Linked DNA regions of Homo sapiens: region 2 is linked to region 1. Evidence: read pairs that join two places in POLR2A ChIA-PET (ENCODE). Cell type or tissue: PC-9. All regions are shown on one strand. Each heading gives the region's core, and the rest is flanking DNA. Links, peaks and the distances in the headings are about the cores only.

The links. Peaks named below come from ENCODE experiments on the same cell type or tissue, not always from the same donor. Only the 100,000 strongest peaks of a DNase experiment are listed, where the experiment ranks them.
Region 2: POLR2A ChIA-PET joins it to region 1 with 7 read pairs; 1 of 35 experiments calls an interaction of 5 or more read pairs at or near these places.

Annotation. Positions count from the first base shown.
Region 1 is chr5:145,972,614-145,979,747 of GRCh38, reverse strand. The region is part of intron 2 of SH3RF2 (SH3 domain containing ring finger 2); the gene reads right to left. The region is part of intron 3 of LOC107986458 (a long non-coding RNA gene); the gene reads left to right. Among named protein-coding and RNA genes, the nearest start is that of SH3RF2, 40 kb to the right of the region's middle. RefSeq lists an enhancer at 108-402. In PC-9, for the core only: no CTCF peak of the experiment used is centred there; a DNase peak (open chromatin) is centred at 4,257; H3K27ac peaks cover 873 bases.
Region 2 is chr5:145,883,919-145,891,052 of GRCh38, reverse strand. It overlaps a transcript of GRXCR2 not described here. Among named protein-coding and RNA genes, the nearest start is that of GRXCR2, 14 kb to the right of the region's middle. In PC-9, for the core only: a CTCF peak has its summit at 2,888 (motif pointing right); a DNase peak (open chromatin) is centred at 2,882.

The DNA of each region.
Region 1 (7,134 bases), core at 1,263-6,262:
TAAACGCTATTATTCATCCATTTGACAGATAAGGAAATTGAGTCTTAGAGACAATGGTGTGCTGGAGCCAGCTTCCATGGGCTTGTGAAAGCCAATTGTTAAATTTTCAAAAGTTTTTTGAGTTGGCCGACATCATGTTGATAGTTTGAAAGTAGCCATGATGGGGTATTTCTGCCATGAAAATGAGCGAACCCATTTCCCCCACAGAGCTGCTTGTTAAACATTTACCAGCACACCACTACTTAGAGCAGTAAGATAACTTATCTGAGGCCCCATGGCTGGTGAGTGGCAGAGCCTAGTTCTAGCTAATTCCAAAGGTCTTGTTTGGATATTTGTAGATATGCTTTGTTTGAACAAATCCCTCTTTAAAAGTAACTCTTATCTCCTGGAAAGGCTGTTTAACATCATGTCCCTTGACACTGATTCTCAGATTTTTAGGGTGCATTGGAATCACTTGGAGGGCTTGTTGCAATAAATTGCTGGGCCCTACCCCAAGAGTTTCTTCTGTAGTAGGTCTGGGGTGGGGCCCAAGAATTTGTGTTTCTAGCCAGTTCCCCCAGGTGATGGTAATCCTGCTGGTCTGGGGACCACACTTTGGGAACTATTGTTCTAGCGCAAAATCAGAAATTTTGTGCTATAAACCTTGCCATAATCTTACTTAGGGCCAGGACTTTAATCAGTTCTTTTCCAACAGAATTTAGATTCTAGGCCCTGAGTTTTTCACAGGTGACCATTTGGTAGGATATCTGTGTTCCCAGAAGTATGAGCACAGGAAAACAGGAACCCAATCTTGGTGCCTGTTTCTCCAGTTGGCCCCCATTTAGCTCTGGCAGATATCCCAGGAGCCAGGGCCTCTCCCCACACACAGCAGGAGGCAAATGAAAAAAAGGAAGATTTCAAAGTCTATCTTTAAAACCTGGCAGAAACCTGCCCTATAATTACCCTAAGTGAACTAGTTACAACTTCTCTCGTATTGATGTAGGATTATTATGAGATTGTTCACACAGTCTGGTGGAATTCAACTAATGAATTTAGAGGTGTTTTTTTTCTTTTTTTTTTTTTCCTTAAAACCACCCTCCTAACTAACTCCTGCCTCCTAAATATTGTAGAAAACAAAACCAGGAAGGAAAATGAGGTAAACCCTGAATTAATGTTCTCAATCAGAAAATGTTTATTTACTGAAATGATTGCTGCTTTTGGAAGTACAACTTGCTAAGTCTGGTTTTCTAACTTAAGTATTTCATTTTTCAAAAACACTTAGATGGGGCATGAAGAGTAGACGAAGCAGGAGGGCATGAAGACATATATAAAAGCACCCTGTGGACATCCCTGCAAAGGAATCTAGAGAAGCTAGGATGGGGCGTTGGCCATCCCAAGTTTGCAGTGATTTGACTTATCTCTGCAACCAGGTTCTATGAATGTGCTGGCCAGTGTTGTAGAAGGAAATAGACCAGGGTGAGGGCTCTGGTGGCCACTCTTATAATCTTAGGTTTGGGAGGTAGGAAAGGTATCCTCGGCTTAAAATGTACCAAGGGCTTATACCATATGGACTTGCTTTCATTTAGGGAATCTGATTTCAGGAATATGATTTTTTGCAGATAATCGGAATCCCAGTTTCTTGAGAGTAGGAACCAAATCTTACAAATCTTTCTGGCCCTATGTTCCAGAGCACAGAATTAGTGTGTAAGAATCTCAATAAATGCTTATGAATGACAGGATGTTAATTTGGAAAGAATAAGGGTTTTAGAGTCAGTGATTTGCTTTCAAATCCCATCTAAACTTTCTATCTGTGTGACCTTAAGCAAGTCATTTAACTTCTTTGACACATAGTTTCTGCATCTGTGAAACAGGGGTCAATCAGTCCACAAAATTTACTGAGTGCCTGTGTGTGCCAAAACTGTTCTAGATACAGGAGCTACGTTAGGGAACAAGGCAGTCAGAATGTCTGTTCTTGAGGTATATGTGTATGTAGCATTAGAGCCTATCTCAAGCTGCTTCTTGGGAAGGCTAAATGTGAGCTAAGGGCCAAATCCTGGGTTCAAGTCCTGCCTCTACCACAAACTAGCTGTGACATCTCAGCAAGCTGATAGTAATAGGACCAGCCATATGGGGATACTGTAAGACCCCCACCACATGTCCATACCTGTCTTTGTGTACATTTGGAAAGGGCATCTTTTTGGGCACAGGAGTTACATGAAAAGGCACTCTTACCATGGGGCTAATGTGGTCCCATTTCAGAGCTTGGTAAGCAGAGGCTGAATTCAGCCTACAGAGTATCTCCTTGGCTGGGTACCTTGTACAGATATATGTAAAGCCCCTAGAACTGTGCCTGGCATACAGTAAGTACTCAATAGGTACTAGCTTTTATTACTGTATGTGATGAGAATTAATGTAAGCAAGGCATCAATAGTATATGATTGGTGTTCAGTGACTGTTAGTTCCCTTCCTCATGGTCTGTGGAAAAATAGTAACCATATATGTCAGAACAAAGTGTAGATGATAAGCGACAATAGCTTACCTTGTCTTGTCTTTTGTTTTAGCATGTGCAGGAGGTAGTCGGGCCTAAGAAAAAGAGCCCTGGACTAGGAATCAGAAGATATTGCTCTTGCCCCAGTTTCCCCTTGCTTGGCCTCTGCCGAGGCAACCTTCTCCAAGCCTCAGTTTTCCCATCTGTAAATGAGATGAAGGTGTGGACTGGCTGAGGTCATGAGCTGGCATGAGCACATGAGTGCATTTCACTGCAACAATTTCTTACTTTGCCTAGAGTGTGTATAGACAAATAAGGGCATGAGCCAGACTCTGGGAAGGGGGTACTTTATGAGTAAGTCTTAGAAGGACTTCCTCTTCCAACATGCCTTATTATACAGGCTCTAACCGAAACAACAGGACTTGCCCACACAGTGGGTGACCTCTATATGGTGTCAAATGACCTTTAACTGAGAACCATGGGGATAACTGGCTAGTAAGCCCAGCTATTAATCGATGGCTTAGGCATGCAAGATTTTGTATCATGTTTTAGTCTTGCCTGGGCTAACTATGTGACAGTGGCTAAGTCACTTCTGGTCAATATGGTCTAGGATTCTATCCAGCTCAGATATTCTATCAGTCAATGACTAATACCTTCCGTTTTTCTTGACTTTTCTAGTTAGAACTAGATTATTCAAATTCCTAATCAGGCACTTGAATGAGGCATTCTTTCTTTCAATTTAGGGAGTGAAACTACGTGGTGGTTTCCAAGCAGTCAGTGTTTTAGCCTTTAGGCAAGTGCGTTTCCAAAACCCGCCCCCCACCTTTTTTTTTTTTTCCTTCTTAATTCCATTAGTCTGCAAAATAGCTAATAAAAGTCATCATTTATTGAGTTTGTTGTGGGTCCAGAACTGGGCTAAAGTGCATTTAGATACAGTATCTCACTCAATCCTTACAACCAGCTGATGAGGCAGGTATTACAACCATTTTACAGGTGAAGAACTGGAAGCTCAGGGAGGTGAACTAACCTGCCTAAGGTCACACAGCTGATATGTAAGTGGTGGGGTCTGAGGGCGAATCCTGGCCTCTTTCCCCTGCAATATCCTGCATTTGTTAATTATTCCTCTTTATGTAGCATTATGTGAAGTGGCTTCTCTATTGTAGTTGTTCAATATTCTAAGTCGATTAATGTTCCACAAATATTTACTAAAAACCCACCTCGTTACAAAAGAAGGTTCTTCACTGGTGTGTATGTGACCTGTCATTATCTTATGCAAGCTGTATAATGATGTATTTGAGGCAACACCATTGATCTCTTATTGAGTGCCTACTGTAAGTAACATTTATTGGTCAATTGATACCATGTCTTAATGTACTATCTCATCTAAGCCTTACAACAATCCACGAGGCAGGGCCTCTAATTATCTCCAGTTTACAGATAAGGGATGTGAGGCACAGAGCAGGGATTTGTCTGCAGCCCTACAGCTCCACAGCTAGGCACTGCCCCAGTAGGGGAATGATTCAACATCTTCTGTTTCCTTTGGCTCTCTGCCAAGGGTCCAGTGGTCCTGTGTTAAGTTTGAACTCAACACGGTTCATTGCTTGGTTAGACTCTAGCAGGGCTGACTGTGAACCACCAAGATCACAGATATTCTTGCTCATCTCCCACTCTGGAAAGATGGACAGAAGTGCACAGAGGGAACCAGCTGGGGCTGTTATCAAGTCAAAGAGTGCAGACAGCTGGGGTGGGAGCTAGGACTAGCACACCTGCCTTCCCTCACTTGGTGGAAGGGGGATCTGATATCCAAATACCTTTCTTTCCTCTCACTGCTGTGAGTCACCTTGTGTCTGCATGAGGAGGCTTCCTGTGATGTCTGCAGCTGCCCCTCTAAGATGAGAGACTTGGCCAACTAAGACAGGAGTCAGGGATGTGCCATGTTCAGCCAGCCTTCTTAGAGTAAATGATGGAAAATTCTGGTTTCCAATGACTAGTGCTGAGTGGCACTTTTGGAGCCATTTTGTTAAACTGGCTATTGGGAAACTGAGCTCCAGTGTCAGTTGGGAAGGACGGAGTGTCCAGAAATAGAACAGGACATTGCAAACGAGCCATGAAAAACAAACTCAGGCCCTGGCCTGGCTGCCTGGGCCCAGATGTTCTCCCACAGAAGCTTGGCAGAACATGCGTGTAGGGCACTGCCTGGATGAGCCAGGTGTCTCCAAGGTTCTGGACATAGCTTGGCTGTAGTGTTTGGTTCCAGGTTCTGAAACTCAGGTGGGCCAGAAAAGAGTTCAGACACATGAGACTCATCTGTGATCCCACAGGCTTCAGTTCTAGATTCTATTTTTTTAATTGGGTGGTTCTTGGGAAAACCGATTCAATATATTGTAGACCTACAGATTTCCTTATTGATTGTCATCTCTTTTAGGAACAACTTTGCATATGTTTGGAAGCTCTGTTATCTCTCATTTCTCCATCTCTTTCCTTTTCTCCTCCTTCTCCCACCTCTCTTAAACTACAGGGTAGTAGGTAAAGCTTGGGCTATAGAGTGTAGCAGAAACAAGTGTGACTCCTAGTTTTACTTTTTGCACTGTACGACCTCAGGAAACTTGCTTCACGTCTCTGAATTCTAGTTTTCTTTTGTAAGTCGTTACAATAGTTAACACCTACCACATGGGGTTTGGAGAAAGATTACATAATAAAATGCATGTGAAGATAACTGGCACAGTACCTTGCTCATAATATATGGTTAATAAATGCTATATATACATAGATACATTCTTCTCCTCCATTTTTCTTTTCTTCTTGCTCTCTTCTTTTCCTTCCTTTCCTATCCATCTTTGGAACACAGACTCTAAGGTGGCCCCCATGATTCCTACCATGACCAAAGGTGCTCCTACCCCCATGAAATTCCTTCTCCTTGAATATAGGTGGGATCTGTGGCTTGTTTCTAATCAATGGAACATAAAAAAGGTGATGAGATATCACTACCCTATGATTAATTCATGTTATATAAGATTCCGTCTTGCTCGACACTCTCTCCCTTGCTGGCTTTGAAGAAGTGGCTGTGTTAGGAGGTCATATGGCAAAGAGCTGAGGACAATCTCTAGGAGCTGAAGGAAGCTTCCAGCCAACAGCAGGCAAGAAGCCTGGGTTCTCAGTTTTACAGCCACAAGGAAATGTTCTGACTACAACCTGAGCAAGCCTGGAAGTGAACCCTTCCTCAGTCGAGCCTCCTGATAAGAATCCTACCCTGACCAACCTCTTGATGGCAGAGGATTCAGCTGGGCTGTGTCAGACTCCTGACCCACAGAACCTGTGAGATAATAAGTGTGTGTTGTTTTATGCCTCTAAATTTGTGATGATTTGTTACACAGCATAGAAAATGAATGTCCCTTCTTTTCCAATTCTCCCTCACCCCTTTTTACTCATTCACAACTTTCATAATTCTTCCTCACCCCTTTCAACTAATTCACTAATTCCATAATCAAATTATATGTCTAAGTAGAAAATGCAGTAGAACGACTTCCATATATTGCTTACTGAATTATTTAGGAGAAAATGATTTTGTCTTAAGGTCAAAAACAAAAATAAACAAAAAAACCACAAAGAACAGAATTGAGTTTGGTTGAATGGGCTCAAGAATCCTTGGAGAAAGACATAGGGAAGCTGCAGTCATTTTTATGGCATAATAGAAGCACTATCTCTTTCTTCCTATATGGGCCAACAGAGAATTCAATGACTTCTCATCCTTCTTAAAAGGATAAACCTGTTTTGGGACATTTCAATATCCACTGCATAAATGACTCAGAACTTGAAAGAGTGAAAGAGCCTCAAAAGACTTAATTTTGAGAGAAGTTCAATTGGTTTCTGACCCACTGTTTTTCTTGGGTGGTGTGGAAGATACCGTTGAAAATGCCCAGTTCTGAAATGATCATATCATTTTCCCATACAGAACTCTTTAGCAGTCTCCCTACTGTCCCCAAGATAAAGTCCAGATCCCTTAATTTGGCTTAAGGGTCATTGCCAACTTCTTCAGATTCATTGTTTCCCTTTCTGCCTCTGATTTCTGAGTTCTGTCTTACCTTAGAGCCTTTGCACATGCTGTTCCTCTGCTCTGAAACCACTTTTATTTTTTCAACTGGCTAATTCTTAATCATTTAAAGTCCCAGTTGAGGTGTCATTTACTCTAGAATGCCTTTCCTGAGTCCCAAGCACGGGTCAGGTGTCTTTCCCTTTCTTTCCCCAGTCGTAGGCTTCATTACACTGCATTTAAATTGACTGTTTACATGTCTGTCTCACTCCAGTAGACCTTAAAGGCAAGGTTCATACCTTGGTTCTTCTTGTAGCTCTATTATCTACTTGTGGGCCTGGTACTGTGACTGCAACAGCAAATAGAACAAAGTACTTCCCTCATGGAGCTCAAACTAGGATCAGGGTATTGCACGCTGCCAGCCCAGCTCTACAAGGCCCTATTTACCCTCAAGGTCCTTTTACCAAATAAGCCATATGACTTTCCATGATGCCAAATCATTAGGATTAAAGATAATTTATGCAGACTCTGTATCTCCTGGAAAGGCATAAAGGATAAAGGAGCAATCACCTCTGGGGTGATGGGCCCAGCAGACACTTGCTCTTCCTGTGACACTCAACTCTTGAGTCAGTGTTCA
Region 2 (7,134 bases), core at 709-5,708, 88 kb after region 1:
TGAATTGAACCCTTTGTCATTTACCCATTGTCCTGTTTTACTGTTGTTGGTTTAAAGTCTCTTTTATCTGATATAAGAATAGTGACTCCTGCTTTTTCTTGATTTCTATTTGTGTGGCAGATCTTTTCTCAGCCCTTTATTTTGAGCCTATGGGTGTCATTATGTGTGAGACAGGTCTTTTGAAGACAGCAGGTCAATGAGTCTTTTTTTTTTTTTAATTCAACTTGCCCTTCTGTGACTTTTAAACGGGGTGTTTAGACCATCTGCATTCAAAATTAATATTAACATGTGAAATTTTGAGCATATCATGAAGTTGTTAGTTGTCTGCTTTGTATTTCTATGGTGTTTTTGCTCTACAGGGTCTGCAGGCTATGTGTTTAGCTGTGTTTTTGTGGTAACAGGTATCATTCTTTTGCTTCCATGTTTAAAACTCCCTTAAAGGTCTCTTATAAGACTGGTCTAGTGGTAACAAATTCCCTCAGTGCTTGCTTGACTGGAAAATATTTTATTTCTCCTTCAGTTCTCTTGAATTATTTTTTCAAATATACTTTCCAGGTTGTTTGCTTTTTCTGCTTCTCTCTCAGGAATGCCAGTAATTTATAGATTTGGTGACTTCACATAATCCCATATTTCTCGAAGTCTTTGCTCATTTAAAAAAATTCCTGCCAGGTGCAGTGGCTCACACCTGTAATCTCAGCACTTTGGGAGGCTGAGGTGGGCAGATTACTTGAGGTCAGAAGTTCAAGACCAGCCTGGCCAACATGATGAAACTCCTTCTCTACTAAAAATACAAAAATTAGCTAGGCATGGTGGCACATGCCTGTAATCCCAGGTATTCAGGAGGTTGAGGGCAGGAGAAATGCTTGAACCTGGGAGGCAGAGGTTGTAGTGAGCCACAGTTATGTCACTGCACTCCAGCCTGGCAACAGAAGAAGATGCTGTCTTTTTAAAAAACAAACAAACAAAACAAAAACTTTTGTCTTTATTTTTGTCAGATTGGTTTAGTTCAAAAGTCTGGTCTTTAATCTCTGAAATTATTTCTTCTGCTTAGTCCAGTCTATTGACAAAGCTTTCAATTGTATTTTGAAACTCCTTACATGAGTATTTTAATTCCAGAAGCTCAGATTGCTTTCTTTTTAAGATGTTTATCTCTTCCTTCATTTTCTGGACTGCTTTGCTGTCTTTTTAAGATGTTTATCTCTTCCTTCATTTTCTGGACTGCTTTGGAAGTTTCTTTCTGTTGATTTTCAACCTTGTCTTGGATCTCAGTGAGCTTTCTTGCAATCCATGCTTTGAATTCTTTACCTGTCATTTCCGAGTTTCCATTTTGTGTAGGGACCATTGCTAGAAAGCTAATGCAATGCTTTGGTGGTATTGCCACATTCAGATTTTTCATGGTGGCAGAATTCTTGTGCCAGTTCCTTCTCATCTGGAGACACCGGTACTTCTAATTTTTGTATTTATTTTTCTATGGGTAGATTTTTTCCTCTTCTTTCTTTCCTTCAAAAAGTGAGTGATGTGGAGAGCAAAACATGCCCAGAAGTTCCCAAAAGCTTGGAGATGCAACAGCAGATGACAGCTGGGAGTTCTAAGACATATTTTTATTTTTATTTATGTACTGTATTTGCATAGGTTATTGGGGCACAGGTGGTATTTGGTTACATGAGTAAGTTCTTTAGTGGTGATTTGTGAGATTTTAGTGCACCCATCACCCAAGCAGTATACATTGTACCCTATTTGTAGTCTTTTATCCCTTGCCTCCCAACCCCAACACTTCCCCCCAAGTCCCCAGAGTCCATTGCATAATTCTTTCTTTCTTTCTTTCTTTCTTTCTTTCTTTCTTTCTTTCTTTCTTTCTTTCTTTCTTTCTTTCTTTCTTTTTTTGAGACAGAGTCTCGGTCTGTCACCCAGCTCAAGCTGGAGTGCAGTGGTGCGATCTCGGCTCACTGCAACCTCTGCCTCCAGCTTCCAGGTTCAGGCGATTCTCCTGCCTCAGGATTACAGGCGCCTGCCACCACGCCCGGCTAGTTTTTATATTTTTAGTAGAGACAGGGTTTCACCATGTTGGCTAGGCTGGTCTCAAACTCCTGGCCTCAAGTGACCTGCCCACCTCGGCCTCCCAAAGTGCTGGGATTACAGGCGTGAGCCACTGCACCCGGCCCATTGTGTCATTCTTATGCCTTTGTGCCAAGACCTATTTTTCAATAAAAGGAAAAATGAAGTTGTAAAGCTATACACACACAGAGTGTATAACTTCACTTATGTTTTTAAGAAAAACCCATTAAAATTATTTGTATCTTGCATACATATGTATATAAATGCATAAAATGTTGAGAAGGACATATTCTAGATTTATAGTAATAGTTATTTTTTAGGAAAAATGAAGACTTTTTTGTTCTTTACCTGCATCTCTAGTTTTTGAATTTATACAAAACACTGTATTCGTGTATTACTTTTATATTTTTATGTAGATTTTCTAAGCTGGTGTAAATTTTGAAAAAAATTAAGCATATGTGCCAAAACCTTGGCATCCTTGTTACATTCTCCTAGATCAAGTAACCTGCACAGGTTGTTAGCAGAGAGGTTTGAAATGGATCGGGGGTCTCTGACCAGTGGATTGTTCTTGCCCACTTGGCCCGATCCCTACTTCCCCAGACCCACATATTTTTCTACGCTCCACCGTGAGCACCTTGGGAGAAGGCTTACATTGTTTGGGTTGCTGCTGTAGCCCTGTCTTCCAGGACCCCATGCTTTAGACTTAGTAGATACAAAGTATGTATTTGTTTAATTGAAATAGCTCTTTCCTGTCCTCTGGAGCCACACAATCACATCCTTTCCTAGTGCATTCCGTGATGCAGCCTGAGTTCCCTCTCCTCCCTGCAGGTGGCAGAGTCTTCATCAGCTTTAACTAGCCATGCTTACTAGAGCAGTGGCTCTTAATCCATCAGACATAATGCATGCTTTCAGTAACACTTCCTAACCCTCTGCACTATTCTGGAATAAAATTAATAAATTAAACAATTACCTGCAAATATAACTTTAAAAAACCAATATAATGCCCTTGCTCTAATATAAAGAGAAATAAAAGGAAAGTAATTGATATAAAATACTACATATTTTAAAAACAAATGCTTGGATGTGATTTCCCTAGAAGTTATTGTAAAATAGGCACTCTGTGTATGTCTAGGATCCCTGTGATTGGGATGGCTACAAACGCTTTCTGAAACAGTTATGATATTTCAACCAGTGAAATACTTTTACAAAATGGTGGACAACTCTTGGTAGAACTGAACAAGACAAAGTACAAAATGTCTTTAATTTATGTGCATTTTCAGTTCCCCCAAATGTGCTGTATATCAAAGCTAAGCTCCCCACTCCCACTAATAAAATAAAATAAATAGAGAAACAGCTATGTTCTAGGCACAGATAATTATAAACAGGTGTTTCATCTTCTCAGAAGTCTGAGGTGAGGGACAATTTTTGTTGTGTAGGATTGCTCTTCATATTGGAGAATGTCTAACATCCCTAGCCTCTCACCCACGAAATGTCTGTGGTGTTCATTCATTTTGAGTACAGTACTAAAAAATAAATGTTTCCACAAAGTTCCATAATGTCCTCTAGGGAGCACTACTGGCCTCATCAAGAACCTTTGACTAGCTGTCTAATAGGGTAGCGACAAGTAATAAGCGACTACTGGCCTTGAAATGTAGCTAGTGGGACTAAATAACTAGAATTTTAATTTAAACCTGGACAACAGGGAGACACTATGTCTATAAAAAAATTTTAAAAATAGCCAGGTTTGGTGGCAAACACCTGTGGTCCCATCTCCTCAAGAGGCTGAAGCAGGAGGATTGCTTGAGCCTAGGAGTTCAGAGCTGCAAGTGAGCTACGATCGTGCTACTGCACTCCAGCCTGGACAACAGAGTGAGATCCTGTCTCAAAGAAAAAATTAAAATAAAATTTTGATTTGATTTACATATAAATTTTAAAATTGATGATCAGTTCAGTTATTGAAAAACTTTTAAATATGATTGGAACAACTTGGGTATGTGATTCTACTGTGTCAATATAAATTTTATGAAATCTGAATAGAGATCAAATACTTCTAACAGAAAGTCTAGTAAACGAACTGAGATGCTAAGTAAAATACACATAGGAATTAAAGGGTTTAGTAGGAAAAAAAGAACCTAAAATAGCTAATGAATATCTTATACTGGATTACATGTTGCATTGATAACATTTTGGATATAGTGGATTAAGTAAATATTAATAAAATTAATTTCATCTGTATATTTTTGCTTTCTCAATGTTACTACTGGAAAATCTAAAAATATGTATGTGGCTTACATTATAATATTATTGGAGAGTGCTGGAATAGAGAAAACTCAGGGCCATTTTTCAGCCTCTGAGATCTCTTTTTGCTTTTCTGTGTGATAGGAATGCATGGTAAGTTAGAAATGAAGGAGGAGTTAGAAAAATTTGTCCCTTGTTCTCTAGTGGGCAAACCAGGGGCCCCCAGGACAGGGTTTTTGAATAGTAGAATAATCTCAAGTGATGATTATTTTTTAATGAAGTCCCAGATTTTGGCCTGTGGTTTCTGGCAGGGTGGATGTTTTTCCACCACACTCCTCGTCTACTGGGTCCTCTGGTAACCTTCCCTTTACATTCTGACGTGGGGAGTTTGGCCTGTGATGCAAAGACCCCTGCCAGCTCTGCTCAGAGGCAGTGAGGAAAAGGCATTTCAAAGTACAAGGAAACTGGCCTATCTCTCCATTCTGGAGATTTACAGATATTCCAGGTGCTACCTTTCAAAGCAAACTATGGGATATCCCTTGAGGCAGAGCTTAGAGAACCAACACCATAGGTAGCTAAGTGACACCCAGCCACCAAGAGGCTGCACTGATCGTATATTCAGAAGCCTGTTATGGATTCTAGAATATGATGAGACTAGTTAAAATCATTTTCTGCCTCATTTTAAAAGAATTATCTTTTGTTTTCCAAGTGGTCAATTTCATGATGTGAGATAGAAGCATTAATGATGAGAAGCATGAACTTTGGGCTCAGATGACTGACATTTCATGACTGTGGGATGCCTGGCAGATAACTTAACCTCTCTGCACTTCGGTTTTCAGTTTTCCCGACTGTGAACTACCTTTTTCTTATGTAGAACATGCCCAGTAAGCAGTAGCTGTTTTTCATTATGAAGGGGTATGAATGGGAGGTGGAGGGAATTTTTAAAGAGGGAAGCCTTTCAGAACAGCATCTCCTAGACTATTTTCCTCGGAATACTGACCTCATGAAATCAAATTCCAAAAAGAAGAAAAGTTTTATGTGCACTGCATTTTGGAAATGGTGTATTCCTCAGTGGAGATTGACAAAGTATATTAGTATCTTAAACATTCTAAGAAGTCCTGCAGTAAAGAAACCAGTTTAATGTGGCTTAACTCAGCATTTTCCAAACTTATATTATTAGCATTTTCACCCCAAAATAACTACTAGCTCTGTAAGTTGTACTTTGAGAAAATATCTTACTTTCTAAGCAGAGCCCCTTGATCCTACACTTTAGATGGGCTGGACTCCTCATCAGAGGGAGAAACGTGGAACAAGCCAGCAGACTCTCTCCCATGACACCCAGGACCACAATGAAACGCCCACTCTGGAGGGAGCTTAGACAACCTTGGGAGAAAAAAAAAGTGGTGGTGAAATATAATAGTCTCTTGAAACGTTGCCCTAGAAATTTCTAAGTGGTGGTGGTGGAATAGAGGCAGACTATAAACTTAGATTTTGTTCTTCATATTTTAATAAAGTCCTATGAACTCTTACAGCTCTCTACAAATGATCAATAACTATAATAACCTTCTGCCGTAGCAGTATTTCAAAGAAAAATGCCATGCTGGAGTTTAAATACACACAGACAGACAGACAGACAGACACACACACACACACACACACACAGACACACACACATGCTGCATGATAATGTATGAGCAGATTAAAAAGATATGTTTAATTTATAAGCCCTACTCTGATTAGAAATGTTAGATGTGGAAAGATCGCTAAAGGATAATGTTCATACTCAATTTGCAATAATTGCACATTTCTTTCATCAAGACACATATCTAATATAATCTCCTAAATCCCAAAATACACATAAAAATAACGTCCAGTAAATGACATCAGACAGATAGGATATAAATTCTACTCCTAAAAAGATTCAGGATACACTAGGGTCTAAGTGAAAATGCAAAAAAGCAAACCTAGGTGTCTGTGAATATTTTTTTTCCCAACTCCCAAGTGCTTGGAATGTAAATTTTTTAAAAGAGCATAATTTCTCTTCAATTTTTATTATAAACATTTCAAACATACAAAAATTGGAGGAATAGTCAAATAAGCAGCCATCAAGCATTGTGAACATTTTTTTTTTCATTTTTACTTTGTGTACCATATATGCATACCTTATTATATAGGCATATATATTGAGGGGATAAACTTTTTAATAATAAATTACAGACATAGATATTTCACCTTAAATATTTCAGCATGTATGTCCTACAAAAGGACAGTCTCCCATATAATTACATAACATTATCTTGCCTAAGAAAACTAACAATAATTCTCTAGTTCCTTCTGATATTAATACCAACCCTAGAGTAAAATTTCCCCAGGAAGAAATCTAGGTTGATATACTGCACGTGGTTATGTTTCCTTATTCTCTTTAAATCTAGAATGCTTCTTCTATCTGCAACATTTTTTCGTTGATATATTGACTTTTTGATGAGACCTGTGTCTTGTAGGATGTCCCACAGAGCGGTTTTGTGTGGTTGCTTCCTTCTGGGCCACTTAACCATTCCTCTATTCTCTGTACTTCTTGTAAACCAAAACCTAAGCTTGCTTAAATATTGAAGATTTTTGTCCAGAATACTTCATAGGTGGGGTTTATTCCACTTTGCTTCCTGTCCTGCTGTAATTGTAAATAGCACCCCTCTCACCATCAAGATTTTTATGTGTTTGTAAATGAAGCATCACATCAGGAGACATAATACGTTTGTCCCACCATTAGTGATGTCAAGTTTAATCACTTGCTTAAATGTCCATCAGAGTTTTACAAAAGTATTGTGCTCCATACTGAGATTT